Linked DNA regions of Homo sapiens: region 2 is linked to region 1. Evidence: chromatin contacts called from ENCODE Hi-C or POLR2A ChIA-PET data. All regions are on one chromosome and are shown on one strand. Each heading gives the region's core, a stretch centred on a gene start or an enhancer-like site at or near the end of the contact. The rest is flanking DNA. Distances are from core to core; before and after follow the strand shown. Region 1 holds the start of LDHB (lactate dehydrogenase B). Region 2 holds the start of ABCC9 (ATP binding cassette subfamily C member 9).

Region 1 (7,260 bases), core at 1,620-4,119:
TGTCTTTCAAATCCTAACTCAGGGTTCATTTACTCATACTGTGCCTCAAGTTTAATAGGTATCTGCTGGGAGATATAAATGTATCTTGTCAGAAATACTATGCTACTTGGAGATATAAAAGTGAATAAAGTACCCTCAAAGAACTTACAGTCCTAATAACATTAGCTAATCTGGTTTTGTGGCTACCGAAGAATAAAGACAGCAAAATAGAATTTACAAAGAATCCCACAGAAAGGCACACAGATAGCTGCAAGACCAAAATTATTTTTGGTTCTATTCTTAAATCACAGACTAATTTGAGGCCAGTCACTCAAACTCTAGGCATTCATTTGGATTAGATTATTTTAAAGTTCCTATTTTGTTCTCCAATTCTATGAATACAGTTTTAAAACAGTTCACAATCTGACAACAGGAGACTTTTTTTTTAAGGCATGAGAAGTCAAAAAACACAGCAGTATGGAGTCATTTACTATAGGAGTGAATTACTCCATCTTCTGCAACATCATAAATATTGTTGACAACAGCCCACAGGCTGGAAAAGCCCAGACGGGCAACTTGTATGTTGTTATGTTTACATCCTTTATCTAATCATTTTAAAATTCATTGACTTGTTTATTATCTATGATCCTCCACCAGAATATATGTTCCTCATGAGCAGGCATTTTATCTGTCTTGATCACTGAAACAGTGCCTGTCACAGAGGAAGTCCTCAATATTTTTTGAAAGAAAAATATTCTCCTTTTGACAAATATTGTTTTGACAATTTTGGACATTAACATTCAATTTTATAACTACGTTTCTGGGAATTATTTGTCCTTATCTCTAAATTAATTGGTTTAGCCATCATTGCCTGTATTTTTATGCCATAATTCCCCCCTTTCTTGGATTCCTAATTTTGCTTATTTTTCAATATGTTGGCATATAGTTTCCCAATGATTTTTTTCAAAATAGAATGGTATGGGGCATATATTTTCTGGATCATTGTATATATAAAATTGTGTTTTACACATAAAAGATAACTTGCCAGGGTATACAATTCTCAACTATTTGAGAGGGGTAGTATGCTCTCCTGGCATTTAGAGTTACATACTAGAGCATTCACTTTGTTCAATCAGATTAGAACACCTTGTGGCGAGGAATGGAAATGAGGGTAGAGGAGGGAAATAGATACCTCTTTTCATTTTTTCCTACCTCATCTCCAAAGTTACACAGTAATGGGGATGGCAAGAAGAGGAATAAGTGGAAAGATATTTAGAAGTAAAGTCTAAATATCTGACTTGCAAAGTAAGTGAAAAAGAAATCTAGGGTACCTTCTAGATAACTTGCTAGGCTGACTTGGCTATTCTTGCTTCAAACTTGGATTTAGGGTTAATGTAATACTTTTGAGATTATCCTCCAAGCTCTTTTCCTCACCATCACATTTTAATTTGTAATTGGACTGTATCTTCAGTCAAAGTCCCCACTAGCTGAATGATTTATGCTAGGAGAGTTTGAGGCTTATGAATTCTTCTCAACAAACCCTTCTCTTAGTGATTCTTTACTCTGAATTTTTATTGTACTTTAACCAAATTTCTATTGCCACTTATTGTAATTGAAATAGGTTGCCTACTTGTCTGTCTCCAATGGACTAGGAACACCTCAAAGGGCATAATCTTATATTTATGTTTTTTACCAATGCTTGGCACTGAGAATAAACTGAAGCAATAATTATAGAATTAGTGGTCATATACAAGAAATATGCATTTACAAAAAAAAACACTTCACATACAGGAAGTTTGTGAGATGGCTATATTTGAAAGCATTTTAATTATAAGAAAACAGAACTGAAGCCAGACTCTTCAGAATTCCTCCAATTTATCATTCATTCATTTATTCATCAATGCTATATTTAGGTACCAAGCACTGGCTGAGTGTTGAAGACAGAATGAATGACAACATCCAGCTTTGGAGTCGATTAGGGACTAAAAAAGAAAGTGCATCTCACTTAGTGGTCCCACATTTCCCCTAGAGGGCAAAGCCTGACCTTGAGACCAGGTGGAATTGTAGGGGAACTTCAGATGGCAGGGACAAAGCCTCATTGGTCTTGTCAGGCAACGAGTAAGCAATCATTGCGTGTTTGTTGAAACAGGTTGAAAAAAATAGTCATTTTCATCAAATGAACTTTAAAACGGAGATGATCTAAATTCAGATGTATTTTTTTAAGTCCTTTAAAGTTTAACTGAAATGCAACATAGAAATTTATTTCTGGCCGGGCGCGGTGGCTCAGGCCTGTAATCCCAGCACTTTGGGAGGCCGAGGCGGGCGGATCACGAGGTCAGGAGATCGAGACCATCCTGGCTAACACGGTGAAACCCCCCTCTCTACTAAAAATACAAAAAATTAGCCGGGCGAGGTGGCGGGCGCCTGTAGTCCCAGCTACTCGGGAGGCTGAGGCAGGAGAATGTCGTGAGCCCGGGAGGCGGAGCTTGCAGTGAGCCGAGATCGCGCCACTGCACTCCAGCCTGGGCGACAGAGTGAGACTCCGTCTCAAAATAAAAAAAAGAAGGAAAGAAATTTATTTCTATTTGTACTAAATCTAATAGAACAAGAGCGTTAAAGTCCAGAAGAGTCGGGGATGGGCAAGTTTTATAAATAACTTGGCCTCCGCATTGAAGAGCCTGCGAGATGTGAGACCAGCTGAGAGCGGAAGCCTCTGGAAGGAGACCTCCTCATCTGGAGGGTGGGGGAGGGAGTGTGCATACTTGAGCCCTTGTCCTTGAAGGGGATTGAGCGAGCCGAGGGGAGGGGTAGGCGGTACTCGGATTTCCAATCACAATGGAGAAACCTAAGAGGCTGCGGTGGTTGTGGGGCCCCGCCCCCTCCTCCCTCCTTGCAGAGCCGGCGCCGGAGGAGACGCACGCAGCTGACTTTGTCTTCTCCGCACGACTGTTACAGAGGTCTCCAGAGCCTTCTCTCTCCTGGTAGGTTTCGGCTCAGGACCCTGAATCCTGGCCCACAGGCAAGCCTGATGGGACGTGCGGGGTAGTACTTGTATGGGGAGACGCGGGAAGGAGGAAGAAGCACATCTGTCCTCCGCGGCCTTTAGCTCTGAGCATCCGGCCGCGGGCCCTGACTTTGCCGCTCAGTTTGGGGCGCAGGGGGGGCCGTGCCCTGGCGGAGGAGCAGAAGGCAGAGGGTAGCAGCTGCGGCTCAGCGGAGAGACTTGTTGCATTTGCAGCTAAAACCAGGCCCTACTTGTCCTTGGTGGGTTCATGGCGGCCACATCACCCCCACGGCCTGCTGGCGGGAGTCGGGACACGTGCCCGAGTAGCTGGGGGAGGGGGACGGAACCAGGTGGCCTATGAAGGCTGGACGATCTTTACCTCGAATATTTGAATATATTGCCACGGTAATAGAGAAATGCCCTTGCACTCGCTGGGATGAGGAGAAAGGCACCTAGATGACCAGCACGTTTGGCGCTGCACTTATTTTTACCCGGCTCTGACGGTCTTTCCAGGAGCCATGCGCCAGTTCTTTCCTGCAGGGCCTCTTTTCTGGATGCTTAGGGGCTTCGTTTACTTTACCAGCCTTGGGTGCTCCGAGTAAGGAAGTCCTAGACTTGTCCCCACAGACCTTACTCGGGGAGATCTCTAGCTTCTGCATGCCCTCGTGATCTGCTGTTCTTTGCTGCCGGTGCCCTGAGGAAAAGATGGTTTGTGCGCACCGCGAGCAGTACAAGCTGCAGTAAGGGCCTGGGGAATGGGGGGAGGGGAGGAATTCAAAAGCAAAACCTGAATTTTTAAAAGATTACGGTGAGAAAGATTCTGCAAAGAAGATCTTTGTTCCTGAAATTAAGGCGCTCCTTTATTTCTAATGATTTATATCCACAGCAGTGAGGAGACATAAGGGACCAAGACTCAGAGATTTTTACCGTTTGTCGTTCTTGTTCCTTACAGCCTGCACTCTGATGTTGGCACAGGCCTGTATATCATGCAGACCATTTTCTTCTCATTTCTTAAAACTCTTTTTAAGGAAAAATTGAAGAAAAGCACTTTCTCCAGAAATATCTGAAAGAAAATCTGGTTCGAGCCTTTAAATTGTACTTCCTGAAGTTTTCTAAATTAAAAGGTCTATCAGAACAACGAATCTGTATTTATATAGCCACTGTTTCTTCATTTTCATTTTCCACTGCTTCCTGGGCCCCCTGTATACCAAAACGGTCGTAAACAGACCATCTAACAACAATAAACTTAAGTGCAGAACAACTATTCATGTGTGTCGTCCTTCAAAAAGAGATGCAGCATTCTTTCTTCTGAGCCTGTTTAAAATGCAGGCCATGTCTGAATTTATTTCATTTTAAGGTCATCTATTTGTGGAGGCACTTGCACAACATTGCATCTTCTCTCTTTAACGTCCACTAGGAAACTGTAAATGTGATCTGTAAAGGCGAAAGAATCTCCTTTTAATTTATCCTTACAGATGGGAGGAAATATTTTTTGGAAAAAAAACTATAAGATAAAATAGTTGTTACACAGTTGTCTCCAAATTCAGATGCTTTATTCCAACTTTGAGTCCTGCTAACTCTTACTTTACGTATACAGTTAATAGACTAGACTTATTGCTTAGTCCATTGCAGATTAGAATTAAAAACTAGACTGGGAAGCTCTGGTACAGTTTGAGACAGGTATGGTGACCTCAGATGCGACATAAAAAGTAAAAAACAAGTGAAAATCATGGACATTACAATGGGCTACTACAATTATAAGTAATAATTGTGAAGAAAAGGCTTATTTGCCATCTGTATTCTCTGTTCAAGAAGACAGGGTGGTATATATTTAGTGTACTATAAATTGCCATGGAATTGATGTTTATTTCGATAAGTTTTGCTCTTTTTTTCAGTTATCTAGAAAACACATCTGGTTATCTGATGGCACAAGTACATTTGGTGTTACTGTACAGATCGTTCATTTTCCAACAGGTTTCGGTTTTGTTTTTTTTTTTACATTTTAGGGGTCTTTAGTTTGGATGGTTAGACAGAAACTGTTTCAGAGACTGATAGTCTCCTAATGTGATCCCCTGAAACGACAATGTATTAAGTGTCTATCTACTTTCCAAGAAGCTTCTTAGGTGCCCTAAAAGGAATTCAGGTTGATATTTTTGCAGACTTTGAATAAAAATTATTCATTGCCATTATATTGTCACTATGTATTAAGTATGCATTCTATGTCCAGTACACTGTAACACATTTTATGTGAGACAGAGTAGAAGAATCAGTCCCTATCTTCCAAGAATGATAACCATTAGTAGTAGAAATTATGTTCATAATTGGCCATTTATTCTTTTTATCCAAGCTTAAGTATGAGTCAATACTAGACCCAAACTTAGTTTACATAGTTACATATACATTCTTAATAGAGGAAACAAACAAATTAGCTAATTTAAACAAATGTTCACAGGTTTTTAGCCAGAAATATTAACAACCTACTAAATACTCACATGGAATCATAGGCTGAAGGAAGAAATCCAATTCTAATGGGCTTCATGAAAGTTTTTACCTTAATGAATTCTTCCATTAAATGGGTCTCATGGTTCTTTTTTTTCTTTTTTTCCTTTTGAGACGGAATCGCTCTGTTGCCAGGCTGGGGTGCAGTGGTGAGATCTAAGCTCACTGCAACCTCCACTTCCTGGGTTCAAGTGATTCTCCTTCCTTAGCCTCCTGAGTAGTTAGGACTACAGGCTTGCACCACCATGCCCAGCTAATTTTCTTTTTTTTAGTAGAGACGGGGTTTCACCATGTTGGCCAGGATGGTCTCAATCTCTTGACCTCGTGATCCACCAGCCTCTGCCTCCCAAAGTGTTGGGATTACAGGCATGAGCCACCATGCCCAGCCGGGTCTCATGGTTCTTTAAAATATATTCTGCTTTCTAGAATATCATTAGGCTCATTTTAAGTTGTACTTCAGTTCGAAATTGCAACAGTAACATTTTAAGGATGATTTCTATTTGGATTTCATATGCAGATATACGTGTAATGTTTTGATTCTTTCCTTGCAGTGCAAAATGGCAACTCTTAAGGAAAAACTCATTGCACCAGTTGCGGAAGAAGAGGCAACAGTTCCAAACAATAAGATCACTGTAGTGGGTGTTGGACAAGTTGGTATGGCGTGTGCTATCAGCATTCTGGGAAAGGTACATTTCAAGAACACCATAGATGATAGAGAAGTTCAGCATGTATACACAGTTTCTTTGGGCACCTTGGAATTTTATTATATCTTTAAAAGATTTCTTTTTTTCCTGAGCAATTTGAAGTTGTAGATGTAATCCCACTTCACTTTCAAATATTTAAGCATGTATCTCCTAAAAGAATTATATTCTCCCTATGTGACCATAAATAGTTACTACACTTAGAGAATTTAACACTGATGCAATACTATCATCCAGTATACACTATTAACATTTAAAATTCTCCATGTTGTCAAAATCATGCCGTTTATAGCTATTTTCACCTCAGTCCAAGATCATGTGTCTCATATACTTACGTCTCTTCATTCTTTAAGCTGGAACTGTTACTCAACCTTTCTTTGTTTCTTGTGTCATTGACATTTTTCTAGCATCCAGGTGAGTTCTGCAGAATGTCCCTCAATTTGTCTGTCTGATGTTTTCTTGTAATTCAGCTCGGGTTGAATTTTTTGGGTGGGATTGGAACTAGGTGATGTCATGTCCTTCTTTGTGCAGACCATCAGGAGACACATGATGTTCAACTTGTCTCATTACTGCTGAACTTAATCCCCTGGTTCAAGTGGTCACAGCAAGCCTTCTCCACTGCAAAGATCCCTTTCCCTCTTTTAATTAATAAGTAATCTGTGCCATGCATGGCTTTGTGAGGTTGTGGGAATATTCTGTTATGCCCCTGAAACTTTTACCTAATGGTTTTATTTTGAAATGATTTCAGATTTACAGAAAATTTTTAAGAATGGCAAGAAAATAAAACTTTCATAAATAATTCACCTACATTTACCAATTCTTAACATGTTGTTATTTATACTCTCTCACCATATATACATACATATATGTGTATATATATATATGTGTATGTTCATAGGTAGATTTATAGATACAGAGATCTATAGAAATACATAGATGTCCATGACGTATTTGTCTATATCTATCTATAGATGGCTGGAACCATTTGAGAATAAATTGCAGATATTATGCCCTTTACTTACATGTCCTTTAGAGCAGCAGTCCCCAACCTTTCTGGCACTAGGGAACCAGTTTTGT
Region 2 (7,431 bases), core at 1,174-3,673, 280 kb before region 1:
TATTTATTAACTAAAGTGTTCTAATACATTGCAAAGGCAACAAGCAGCAAATTTGCCTACGTAAAATTTCCCTTAGGAGAAAGTTCAATGAAGTGCAATAGACCCTAGAGATCTGACTCATCACTAGCTTCTATGTCTAGCACATAGTGTGTGCTCTAATAAATCTTTACAGAACACATGAAAACTTTTTTCTTACTTTTTTGAAAGGCAGCAGCACTATCATTTTTTAACAATATGACAAATTGGGAAAAATGTGTCATATATGAAGCAGGATTAGTATCCTCTTATTAAACATTTGATTAGTATACTCTTATGAAACATTTATACAAATGGTAAACTTCATTAAGACCCATGAGGTACACAAGTATGTGAACAAACTGCCACAAAAGAGGGGATACAAAGATTAATCAATAGTGGGGAAATGTTGAATGTGAATAACAGAATTGAATATTATCTGTCAAGTTAAAATATTTTTTTAAAATAAAAAATAGCAATATCCAATGCTGGTTTGAGTATAAGTGTAATAGCTCATCTCATACAATTTGGGGGACTTAATACGAACTTCATAGAAGGGTGATTTTGCATTCTATGTTGACAGCCTTAAAAATATCTACCACTTTTGATCCCGTAATTATTTTTCACATAATTTATCTTAAAACATTACTTGTTAGAAAGAAAAAAAGTTTATGAAAAAAGGTCATCATATGATCACAGATATTAGTAAAATTGGGCAAATACATGTCAAACAACGGGAAAATGAATCTTATGGTATAGCCTTTCAATGGAATAGTATATAGCCATTTAAATTATTTTAAAAATTATTCTATATTTATTTAAATTATTTATCTTTATTGTCCCATTAAACAGAGGAGGAAGCTGATACACAGAGGGTTTATGTGACTTGTTCAGTCTCTGAACTAACTAGCAGGATGTGATATCGAGCAGGCTGCCTTCCTAGTCCACACTCTTAATCAATGCACCATACCGCCTGTGTTTGTTAAAACATAAAAAAAAATGTTTTCAGTAGTTTTATGGGTGTGTGTGCACAGGTGCATCTACGGGGGGCTCCTTGATCTCCTCTGTACACTTTCACATCTTCCAAAGTTTCTACAATAAGCATGATTTTTAAACATTGTAAATGACCTTAATGAATTGTAATATTCTTTTATAATCCTCAAGTAAACTTCATTTTGTGTAGTCACACTCAAGAGTTTTCATCTTGGGATTATTGGCACCCCCTATTTCCAGTTCTCTCTCCATAGATGCCCTGGAGAGCCTCTGGCCTCGCGTCCAGCTTGCTCACCCGGCCACCCTGGGCTGCATCCATAGTACCAGGATCCTCACTGTTGAAACGCTCTCTTATTTCCCTGCGCCGCTGCAGACAGCTCCAGGGTAAAGTTGTCAAGCGTTCAAAGGCCACAGGAACGGAGTCTTCGGACCCTCCCAGGTTTCGGCCCCATATGGCCTCGCAGATTCCTAGCGGCCGCGGGTTCAAGTCCCAGCCGCTGACGCAGGTCAGGCACTCACCCGGAAGCGCAGCGACCTTCCCAAGAGTGGGGCGCCGGCGGAGAAATCCCCTGGGACTGGCAGGGCTGGAGTCGGCCTGCATCGCACAGGCCACGAGGCCACCGGTGTTTAGGGTTCAGATCTGGGGACCAGCGCCAGCAGACCGCAGTCCTGCAGCGGCGCCCCTTGAGGACGGCATGCGGAGCCTCAGGGGCAGAAGTCCGCCCGGCTGACCATCCTTTATTAAAATACGACAGTTCCTGAAAACAATGCTTATCTCAAGCTGACTCAAAACTGGCTCTTGAGAAAATCCGGTGTTAATTAAAGAGGGTTGTCGGGGACAAAATTCACGGCTTGTGTTTCGCGGGGGAGTGGTTGTGGGGTGATCTTAATATAAACACGTTATCTCGAGAGTTAATTATGTCTCTGGTTGGAAACAGGAGAAGAGGGTGACTGTTTACGCAGTCCATGGGAATCAGCGTCTCACTTTAGGGGACGGTGGGCAAGGGTCGCCCTTCGATAGCGCGGCGGCTGGTCCACCAGAGAAACCAAGTTTTCTAGGTCGCCGGGGAAAAGCGGAAAATTAGACTTGAGCCAGCCTTGCTCCTGTGAGACATTCGTGCACTCATAACCCAGCAGTGGGTGCCTCTACCTAGAATGAGCCCTTCATTTCCCGGATCCGTTCAGGGGGAAACAGCGAAATCCCCAAATCCGCTTCCTTACGTGGCTAATAAAGGGGTGCTTACAGAGCATGGAAAAACAAAACAAAGAAACAAGAATACCTTGAGTGTTTTGACGTTTGAAAACCCGACTCCGGAGAATCATGGAATCATATTCCAAGTTTCAGTGTCTAATGAAGTTTAAGGGGACGCCTATTACTTGGGTTTGTAAAATCGCGGCGTCGCGCCCGCCCCAAGTCAAAGCTGAGCAGAGCAGGGATGGGGAAGGTCTCCGGCCCCAGGCGCGGCGCGCGGGGCTTCTGCCCAGTTTCCTGCTTCTCAGCCGCGGTGTCTGCCCCGGCCCAGAGCAGTCTGTGCAATTTAGAAACTCGATAGGAGGCAGCAGCTGGTCTCCCACCACCCTAAAAATAATCCGTTCCGGCGCACTGCGTGCTTCGCCTAGGGGAGGAAAACTGTCATCGGAGTAAGTGAATCCGTGTCTTTTACATGAATGCCATTTAAACATTTTTAGGAATAACTGTAAGTTGTCGATTTTGAGCTAACATTTCTGCTATCCAAAAACGCCCTCGCACTCTCTCGCACTTCTCGGCACTTAGCTTTCGCGATCGCTATTTCTAGAATTAAGGGACGAGGCCCGGCTCGAGAAGTGAAGGGGTGGGGATCAGGTTTCCAGTTTTACTTCAAAACTGCCGTCTCCTACTCAAATCAACTGGAAACAGTGAAAGGAGTTATTATTATTAGGAGTTATTATTACCGCCTTTCTTGTAGACAATTCTTGTATGTTCAAGAAGTAGTTTTCTATCTGCTTAATTTTTGTTACTCTTTACTTTTTTTTAGGAGTTCTGCGTCCGGGTTTGAAATTTACATCTTAAGACAGTGTAGGAAGTCGGTGTTTTGAAGGTAGCTCAAGTGCACCGGCAGGGGTTTGAAGCAGCGTGAAGCTATTGCCCAAGGTATTTATTTTTTGCTTTATTTGTTCAGTTTGGGATTTTTTTTAAAATCCCATTGCAGTATCTAAGGAATACCTACTGAGTAATTTCAACATTTCTTTTGGTGTGGGATGGTACTTCACAGCCACTGAAGAGTAAATGGGTGGATTCAGATCAGGCACTAAGTCAGAAGTCAGTGGTCATTTTTGCCAGTGATTTTCCCACTTGGATCTGTCATAGTTATAGCCATGGTAGCTAGCTAACTAGCTATACATCTTCTAGTTTTTATTTCATGAACTAGGGACTGAATAACTTCAAAGAAGTGATTACAGCATTTGTTTTTGCAAGTGACATCCATCCTGAAAATGCTCTAGATGATGATAAAGCCCTAAGTTCTTTAAAATGTCCTGCTTCTCTTTCATAACAGAATTTGGTTAATCTCTAAACGATTAAAGAATGAATCCTTTTATATGTAAGAATGAAAACTTTTATTTAAATTTAGCATGTTTTCTCCAGGTGTTTCCAGCATTTTAAACTCTCTGCAATTGCTATTCGATCAGAACTAACGCTTTCTGCTAAGTGAACAGGAAGGAAGACAAGTTTTCACTTGCTTTACTTGTAGTCTATTTCCAAAGGACAGGGCTGGCCACAATAAATGGTGTACCTTATATGCCTCAGCACTTAAATGTGTTTTTAGAATTAAATCAGATAACTACTGCTCGTGTCTTGCAGAGGAACCAACAGACTGGATAGGTCAGGTATTATATTCACCAACTAAATCCAAAATGTATATGTTCTAGATGTGTGGAATTTCATGTAATGCATTTCGAGGAATAAAAACACTGAGGGTGCGATTCTTGCCATGAAATCGTAAGTTAGATAATTAGGAGTATTTCTATTTTATGTTTTCTGCTCCATAGACATACGTTAGAAGCAAAATTTCACTTTGATCTTTGTTTTTAAAGTTTATTCAGTCAAGTTCTCCAACTCTATCACCTCTCATAAACAACTGAGCATATTTCGATGGCTTATGCTTGTGGAAAGGGAAACATTATATCTCCCCATCTGCTCTCCCTTCTCTCTCTCTCCTTGATGCTTGGGCCTCCCTCAGTGCTTAGCTGAATCTAAACAGCTCCAGAAGGGGTGGAGCTGAAGGATGTCAGGTGACAGAGTTTAGCCAGCAAGAACAGCGATTTATACCCTTCCCCAAACATTCCCAATTGAACCTGGTGTCTGGGAGGGAAACATTAAATGACAATTGGAAATTTAAGGATTAGGAACGTGGATTGAATAAAATGCCTTTGATAAACACAATAATTATCAATATATCAGCAATAAGTTTACTGCCTCCCTCTTTTTGTCCATGTTGGGTTGTAATGGAGGCTGGCTGTTAGAGTGCCACATGGACTCTGGATGTTGGATAAGGAGACTACGGGTTAAAGGGAAAGGATAAATGAGGAGTCAAAAGAAAAGGTGAAAGGAGACATGCGGTAAGGTAATGCACAGGTTCAGAGCCGGCCGGAAATGTGAAGTTAGAGTTTATGGCAGACAGAAAAATCGTTCTAAAGCGTTTACTGTACCAACTTGAAGTTTACACTTTTGTTTGATTGCATCATTTCTTATTTTCCTATCTTTTAGATCATATACCCCTACAATATACCCACAGCTACTGAGACTACTGTAATCTGATTCATACAGTCTAAATAAAACCACAGAAACTGTTTCTGACGTGCACCATTGGATTCCTAGTAACTAGCACGTAGTTAGCATCAATAAGTGTTTTTACAGTTCATTAGTTAATGGCATAGAATTCCAGATATCTGGTGTATGTCTGAAAATGTTCTTAAATTTTTCAGGTGATTGTACTTCTCTGAGATTTTTTTTCCAGTTACACACAACATTTATCCAAAGGCGATTTAATTGGTAGATTTCAGGATTGATTAAACACCAGGCAAGCAATGCTTATAGCTAATGAAGGGTGTAATTTGCAAAGCAGCAGGTTATATTTTAGCATCTACCTCAATGATACTAGTTTATAAATGTGGCCAACTGGAATATTATAATTTTGGATAAGATTATAAAAGTTGCTAAAGTAAAAATCATTTTCTAGTTTGTGCGAGGAAAGTTTATATATGTCTTTCAATTAAGAGTGGGCTTTAAGTTTTCTTTTTATCATTTCTACTAAATAAAGGAAGTAGTCTAAAAAATTCATTACTAGCTATTAGTTTTTAGTTTTGTTTTTGTCTGTCTTTGCCAGAAATACATCTAACATACACCTATAAATTAATAACTTCCATTTTGCTGTTTTTTAAAAACTTCAAGTCCCTTTTATTCTTTTATCCAGATTAATACCTTAATAGCTTGTTAGAATTTACCCAGTGTATAACTTCACCTTGAGGTTTTAAAAATACAACTTTTTAAAAAAAGATGAGGGAAAGACTCAACTAGAGAGCATATCAACTATTTATTATAAAAAGAGCTTATCAGGAACAATATGTGAGAGGCATTCTGTATAAGTATCTAAGATTGTAAATACACAGACTCTTTAGCTGAGGCATTCATATAATGCTTTATAAAACCTTTGCTTGAAATTTGATTTCTCTAATAATTTACCTACCATTGACAATCTTTTCTGTATAACACTGTTTTTTCCTAGGAAAAGTATTGTTTGTGACCATTGCTAAATCAATTATCAATGAAAGGAAAGAAAGAAAAGGTACTATGCTAGTTAATAAAATTTTTGCCAGCCTTTTGTAATGCAACTCAGAATCCATTGTGACATAAATATAGAAACTAGGTCTAGTGAGGTTAAAATCTTAAACTGCTACTTGTTTTAAAGAATAGATACGATAGCTTCTTTAAAAAGCAGGTTGGAGGTTGTGTAATACGGTGGAAAGAAATAGTTTATAAGTCAGATATTTGGGTGTGGACATGACCGCTTTACTGGTTGGCAAGTTACTGAACTTATCTGGACCTCAGTATCCTCCATTGTAAAAGATGAATTACAAGGTTGTTCTGAGGATTTAAGATATGCAAAGTGCCCAGAACTTAAATAAGTAGTAGGCATTATAAAATAAGTTTTCAGAATGTCAAAGCTTTTCCTGGAATTTCACAGCAGTATTTTCATGGAGCAGACCTTTGCTCATCTCCCATCTGTTTGGGCACAGCATTAATAGAGAACCATTTAACATGTAAGTGAGAGCACGTCACTCCTCTGCCCCGGAATCCCCAGTGGCCCACTTCACTAAGAGTAGAAGCCGCAATCCTGACAATGACTTACAAAGCACAGTGTGACCTTGTCCTCTGTTTCCTCTCTAAACTCATCTACTTCTACTCATGGAGTACCAATTTCCAGTTAAAAGACATCCTGCGTTTCAAACTTGCGTAGAGTGTATTTCTTGTGAGAATATTCTAACTATGGAATCTGAGTAGTTTCGTTGACTTGTCATTTGAGTTAGGTTTAATTCATCTTGAGCATTTGATTTTTAATATTCTTCAGGGAAAGACTGATTACTGTTAGCCATTACTGCAGGCACACTTGTTTCTGTATATTAGTATTTCCCACAACTAGTGAAATGTTTCAGCAAACTCTGTCACAGTTTACTGAACAACTTTTGTTGTTTATTAGTACATTTTCAGTGAGTATGGGAAAATATTTGAAATTATACCATTTTGACTTTTTAGTCATTGGTTCAATTTTTTTTCTCCTTTTTCTTAATATATGACCATTTTTGTTCTTTGAAAGCATTTTAGTCAGACACTCATTTGAGGTACTACTATAGGTAGATATTAATTATAATACATTTTCCACATGAAAGCATTTTTCTCTGGAAGTAAAAGCTATGGAAAAGAAGATCTCATAGGACGTATTTTATAAGAAAGCTTCAAGTTGCTTTGGCACAGAGTTTCTTATTTCCTCAGCTATCAAAGTAAAAGGGATTAATTTTATGATATAGCCCTCTATTCAAGGCTTTAATAATTTTATGAACAAGAGTTTACTAATAAGAGGATTTTTCTTTCTCATTTCTCTCCCTTTTAGAGTAAACCATATAAGAAGAAATGAGCCTTTCATTTTGTGGTAACAACATTTCTTCATATAATATCAACGATGGTGTACTACAAAATTCCTGCTTTGTGGATGCCCTCAACCTGGTCCCTCATGTCTTTCTGTTGTTTATCACTTTTCCAATATTGTTTATTGGTAAGTAATCTAGTATCTTATGTTATACCATTTGATGTTTATATATCTCGCTAATGGCTGAGATTTGGGATAATGTTGACTTAATTTCTGTAACATGGAAGCTGATGGCTGTGAG

The links. Hi-C counts contacts between places; a loop is a spot of excess contacts on that map. ChIA-PET counts read pairs that join two places held with the same protein, here RNA polymerase II (POLR2A). Pooled maps may share reads with other maps.
Region 2: a loop to region 1 is called in a pooled map, with 3 times the contacts of the local background. The contact joins the promoter of ABCC9 here to the promoter of LDHB in region 1. A Hi-C loop is called at or near these places in 1 of 37 single-sample maps with no recorded cell type and 4 of 50 pooled maps. POLR2A ChIA-PET finds 5 or more read pairs at or near these places in 2 of 52 experiments (OCI-LY7 and WTC11).

What each region holds. Positions count from the first base shown.
Region 1 is chr12:21,653,451-21,660,710 of GRCh38, reverse strand. It overlaps LDHB (lactate dehydrogenase B), which reads left to right and starts at 2,869. Exons shown (of 8, transcript NM_002300.8): 1 at 2,869-2,960; 2 at 6,034-6,168. The coding sequence starts at 6,040. RefSeq lists enhancers at 2,388-2,567, 2,442-2,970, 2,948-3,197, 3,228-3,317.
Region 2 is chr12:21,936,418-21,943,848 of GRCh38, reverse strand. ABCC9 (ATP binding cassette subfamily C member 9) reads left to right here and starts at 2,423. Exons shown (of 40, transcript NM_020297.4): 1 at 2,423-2,649; 2 at 3,024-3,139; 3 at 7,155-7,316. The coding sequence starts at 7,175. RefSeq lists an enhancer at 2,013-2,990.